2 separate regions of the Homo sapiens genome follow, and region 2 is linked to region 1. Evidence: read pairs that join two places in POLR2A ChIA-PET (ENCODE). Cell type or tissue: PC-9. All regions are shown on one strand.

The links. ChIA-PET counts read pairs that join two places held together with the same protein. Peaks named below come from ENCODE experiments on the same cell type or tissue, not always from the same donor. Only the 100,000 strongest peaks of a DNase experiment are listed, where the experiment ranks them.
Region 2: POLR2A ChIA-PET joins it to region 1 with 7 read pairs; 1 of 35 experiments calls an interaction of 5 or more read pairs at or near these places.

The regions. Positions count from the first base shown.
Region 1 is chr11:1,558,053-1,560,552 of GRCh38, forward strand. DUSP8 (dual specificity phosphatase 8) reads right to left here. Exons shown (of 7, transcript NM_004420.3): 4 at 837-1,003; 5 at 60-219. Among named protein-coding and RNA genes, the nearest start is that of DUSP8, 13 kb to the right of the region's middle. RefSeq lists enhancers at 1-506, 1,305-2,100. In PC-9, no CTCF peak of the experiment used is centred here; DNase peaks (open chromatin) are centred at 539, 1,219 and 1,559; H3K4me3 peaks cover 1,502 bases; H3K27ac peaks cover 937 bases.
Region 2 is chr11:795,181-797,680 of GRCh38, forward strand. All of the region lies in intron 1 of SLC25A22 (solute carrier family 25 member 22), which reads right to left. It overlaps PANO1 (proapoptotic nucleolar protein 1), which reads left to right and starts at 2,446. Exons shown (of 1, transcript XM_034751809.2): 1 at 2,446-2,500. The coding sequence starts at 2,446. RefSeq lists enhancers at 86-604, 1,122-1,640, 1,246-1,385, 1,946-2,015, 2,086-2,145 and 1 more and silencers at 186-245, 496-575, 1,056-1,125. In PC-9, no CTCF peak of the experiment used is centred here; a DNase peak (open chromatin) is centred at 1,191; H3K4me3 peaks cover 2,215 bases.

The DNA.
Region 1 (2,500 bases):
ACACACAGCTCTAGCCTTCCTCTAGCCAGGTCCCTGCCCTCCGCCCACCGCAGACTCACCGATGAACTCGATGGACTTGTCCAGCCAGGGCAGCAGTTTTTCACAGTAGTTGTCGTTGATGGGGACCCGCATGAAGCGGCTCTCGCAGATGAAGTCAGGCTTGGGGCAGGAGTTGCTGGCGTTGAGGACGTAGCTTATTCCATTTTGCGTCATCAGATCCTGGAGGGGCGGGAGGGCGGGTTGGAAAGGGGTGGGAGAAGCTCGGGGCGGGAGTGAAGGTGGAGGCTTTTCCTGCCCTGCCGTCAGGAGGGCCTTTAGAATCCTGGGAGCCTTGGAATTTGTCCCAGATCCCAGTGTATCCAGGGGAGGGCCCAGGAGGCCTCTCTGGTCCACCCTGGCACCCTGGGCCCGTGCGGGGGGTGGGGCACGGCTGGCCTCCGACTGCAGGCCCCACCCACGGCTGGTGGTGGGCTCCTAGGAATTTTATGATTGCCTGGGTGGTGGCTTTTACCCTTTTCCCTCGTCACCATTTTTAAAACATGGGATTCTTTCAGAGCTGGCCAGAGGCCCAGTGACATCCGCAGCTTGGCATGCCAGCTCCCCGCTCCTCCCCCGAGCCCTGCCGGGCCCTCCCGCAAGCCCTGCTGTGGTCCTTCCAGGGGCATGGGTGGGGAGCCTGGGGTCCTCCTGGGCCCCCACCCATGCTTCTCCCACACCCAGCTCATCCACTGCCTTCAGCTCCTTTCCTCCCTCATCCCCCGCTCCGCTGCCAAGCTGCTTCTGGAGCTCCTGCCCCTTTCCCATTGACCACCCCCCGAACTCCACTGCACACACACCTTGTTTAGGACGTCCTTCTGCGAGCCCAGGTAGAGGTGAGGCAGGATGCGGGTCAGGCCCACGCTGGGCACAGGCAGGCAGGGCTGGGAGAGGCTCATGGGTAGCAGGGCAGCAGGCTTGCCCTCGCAGAGGCCGGGGAAGCAGGAGGAGAAGGTGGCGAAGCCCCCTGTAGGAGGAGGGCCGTCAAGTGGGTTGAGAGAACACCTAGGGCTCCCTGTCCGCCTAGGGTGCCCTGTCCGCCTAGGGCACCCCATCTACTGCTGAGGATCAGTCACACCCAGCCCAGACCCGAGCCTGAGCCCAGCCGGCAAGCCTCTGGCGGAGCACCTGCTCTGCCCGCGGTGGGGGGAGGGGGTACTGCCACACATTTACAGCCTGCACCTACGCCCACATTCCTCCTCATGCTAATTAGGGGCTGACCCAGCTGAGGACGCCGCTAGGATGCCCGTAAAGGTGGCGTTGAGGTGGCTGGCCATCACGGCACGCGCTGGGCCCAGGCAGGGGTGGGCTCAGAGGCCACAGGGGTCTCCTGCTGAGGGTGTGTGTCACACAGCCCAGAGGAGAGGCCCTCACGAGCCCGGCCATCTCCCATACCCATGGCCTGGGGCCAGGCTGGGCCTTCCTCCTCCCCTGCACTGATGCAATGCCTCCCTGCCTCCAGCTGGCTGGGAGCCCCAGGCCTGGGCTTGGGTGCCAGGACCAGGAGGCCAGGGCTTCCGAGAGGCCCTCCCCGTCCCCAGGCATGACATCACCCTGGCACAGCCCTCGGGGCATTTGCTGTCTGGTTATGGCTGTACTCCACCCAGCAGGGGAGGACGGAGAGTGGAGAAGCCCGGGGCACTGGGGGCACGCAGAGCAGGCAGTGGGCACCCGCTGCACACGTGACCAGCGTGTGCTGCTGCCTTCCACACACGTCCAAGTCCGAGGCCACAGGCTGGTGGGAGGAAGTCCCCTGCCCTGCACCAGCTGGAAGGACCCGAACGTGAATCCCTGGATGTCTGACTCAGTGACCATGGGTAGTGCACACCATGGCTCTGGTCTCAGCTTCCTCCTCCTGCCTGCCACACAGCATCATGTGGTTCCAAGAAGATAATGAGCACGAAGACACATGGTGAGAATGGACCTGGCCGTCCCTGACCTGGCTGGGGCGACCACCGATGTGGACCAGAAACTGGGCAGCACCCACCTGGTGGCTGCCAGCTCTTGGGAGGGTGAAGCCAGCATGGCCCAGCACCACCCCGAGGACACCTTCCAGAACATAAGCCCCCATGGCAAGCCGGCTCCTGCTTGTGCAGAGCCTGAGGCAGCTGGGCTGAGGCCTGCCCTATCCCATTGGACGGGGCAGGGGAGTGACGGCGGGAGCTCAGGGCCTGGGAACCCCAGGGCTCTTTTTTGTCCTGGTTTGCAGAAGAGGCTGGTGCCACATGTGTAGCAGGTGCCCACTGCCTGCCCCGCGTGCCCCCAGTGCCTAGGGCTCCTCCTCTCTCCATTCTCCCCTGCTGGGTGGAGTAGAGCCACCCTGGATAACTCCTGAGGACAGGGGAGTGTGTGCAAACCCCCAACCAGAACACCTGCTGTGCCAGCTCCCCGTGTCCCTAAAAAGGGCGTGACGCTGGGGGACTGTGGAGATAGGGGAAGCTCCAGGCTGGGTGGGTTGAGGCAG
Region 2 (2,500 bases), 760 kb before region 1:
AGGGAATGGGAATGAGTGAGGGTGGGGCCACCCGAAGAGTAATCCTCCCCCAGCCTCCCTCTCTCACGCAGCCCCTCACCCACCACCCCAGACTGAAGCCGTCACTGCGTCCTGAGGGTGCAGCAGCGGGAGGCACCTGCCACCCAGTCCCATGCTCACCCCTGGGACCACCTGGCTTCCTTTCAGTCCCCCCCTCCCCACCGCCAGCGTCTTCCCAGCCAGCCTCACACGCCGCTCACGCTCGGGGCTCACGTGCACCCCAGCCAGCTCCGGCTTTTAAAGGGCCAGGCACCTCTGGGGGCAGTGCCAGGGGCCGGGGCCAGGGTGCCTACCGGAGCACCTCGACCTGGACAGCTGTGGTGACCATCCCCCACATCCTTCAGCACAGAGAGAGCAGCAGCCGGCACCTGCCCCCTTCGAGCTAGGGGCTGGGGTCCCGGGCGCCCTAAGACCCCCCGACCTGGGCTCAGCTATCCCAGGTATAGCTCTCCTCCCATGGCAGCTCCACCTAGGGCCTGCAGAGCTCCTCCCCACGATGCCCACACCCCCCACAGCCAGCCCCTTGCCCGCCCCTTCCTCCCCTCCACCCCTCCCAGGAGTTTCACTCATGGACACACAGAAGCCAGTGATGGGACCCCTGGAAGCCTTGGGGGTGGGGGATGGCTGGCCTTCTGAGGCCCCCTGTGGCTGGCACCCCCATCCACTACAGAGGAGGAGAGGACAGGCCTCTCCCACTAAGCAGCAAGGCTGGGGAGCCACAGCCAGCCTCAGGGGCCTCCCATAGGGTCATGGCCATAAAATCCCAGCTTCGGGGGCCTTTCCCCCCTCCCTGGGCCCCCCAGAGGCCAGCTGTTTCACCCACCGGCAGCGCCGTTGCCCAGGGCCACGCGGCTGGCTCACACCCACAGATCCTCAGGGACTCGTAACCTTCACCTCGGCTTTCCAGGGCTGGGCCATCCACCACCGACCCCCGCTCCGCCACCTGCCCGCTGGTCCTGCTCTCACTCTGCCCCAGGCACTCACTCTGGATGGCTCTTCCACACTCCAGCCCAGCACTCACACAGAAGGGGAAGCTGCCGGGGGAGGAGGCGAGGGGCCGCAGGGATTGGCCGTGGGGCGGGGTGGGGCGGGCTTGGGTGGGGGGGCACTTTCTCTTTCACTTTGGGCAAGCAGAGGCTTCCGGCAGCCTTGAGAGGAGAGATGAGCAGGGGTGGGTCTGACTCAGGCTGACCTGGCACAGCGAGGCCACCCACCGACAGGGACCTCAGCGCGTGGCCACCACACCCCCAGCACACATGTGTTCCTGTCTGCTGCCTGTGGGTTGAACCCTATAGCATTTCCTGGCCTGGATCTGTCTAGGGCTGGTACTCTGAGAATGAGGCTTTCTCCGGGCCAGGGTACCCTGTATGTACCTGGACAGGGAATCCGGTGCTGTGGAGCAGAGATGGGCTAACACCCACTCGTGTCTGTGGGATGTGTGTCTGCTAGGGGCAGATGCATGTCAGGGAAGCCTCATGCTGGGCCACAAAAAAGGCCTGCTGTCCACAGGGAAGAGCTAGCTGGGTGCCAGAGGCCACTGTTGCCACCCACAGGCCCTGCTCACCTGGCAGGTCCAGAGGGCACACGAGCTGGCATGCCCAGAGCCCTCTGCCCCACCACCCGTCCCACTCAGGGCTTCACCGTCAGACCTGCCTTTCCCTGCCTCAGCCAGTGGTGGTGACAAGCTGACCTCTGAACTTCTACCTGATCCCTCCTAGCCCCCCCCACCCCTGCCGCCCCACTCTTCGGGTGCAGACTGGCCACAGCTCTCCGGGCTGCGCTGGGCCCTTCATCTCCACTCTAGTCCCTCCCAGGGGTGTACCCTGGCCCTCCAGGGACTGAGCAACCCCCTTCCTCCTGGGAGCCTATCTCCAGTCTGGGATGAGGACACCTGCATGATAGGGGCAATCCTGGAAGTCAGGCCGACCGAGGTGGGGAGCGGCCATTCGTCCCAAGAAGAGAAGCAGGCCCAGAGATCCCAGGGCGGAGAGGCAGGCCTGGGCCCGCACGTCACCCAGTGCAGCGGAGAGGAGCTTCTGGGTGGAGAATGATGACAGTGAGGGGCTCTGCCTGGGGAAGAACCGGCAGGGGTTCCCTCTGAACGCCAACCCCGCCTTTCTCTGCCCTCACTCGGCAGTTCCCACCCCTGGTTTATGAGACAGCTGGCCAGGGCCCTCCCCCTGCACTGATGTTGCTATAGAAACCCTGCAGCCCCAGCCGGGCCCCGGGCTGTGAGCCGTCACTGTCCCCCCTTCATAGTCAGGTGAACTGAGGCCACAGGCAAGCCAGGGAGACAGCAGGAGAGCAGAGACCACCCCACAGGAAGATACCGCTGCTTCCGAATCTGCAGGGGTAAAATCCTCCACCCAAGAAGCCGCCAGGCTCCTCCTACCCCCAAGAAAGGCAATGGGGGTGAGGCTCCGAGTCTGGCCGGCGGCTCCCCATTCAATCTCCCGCTGTC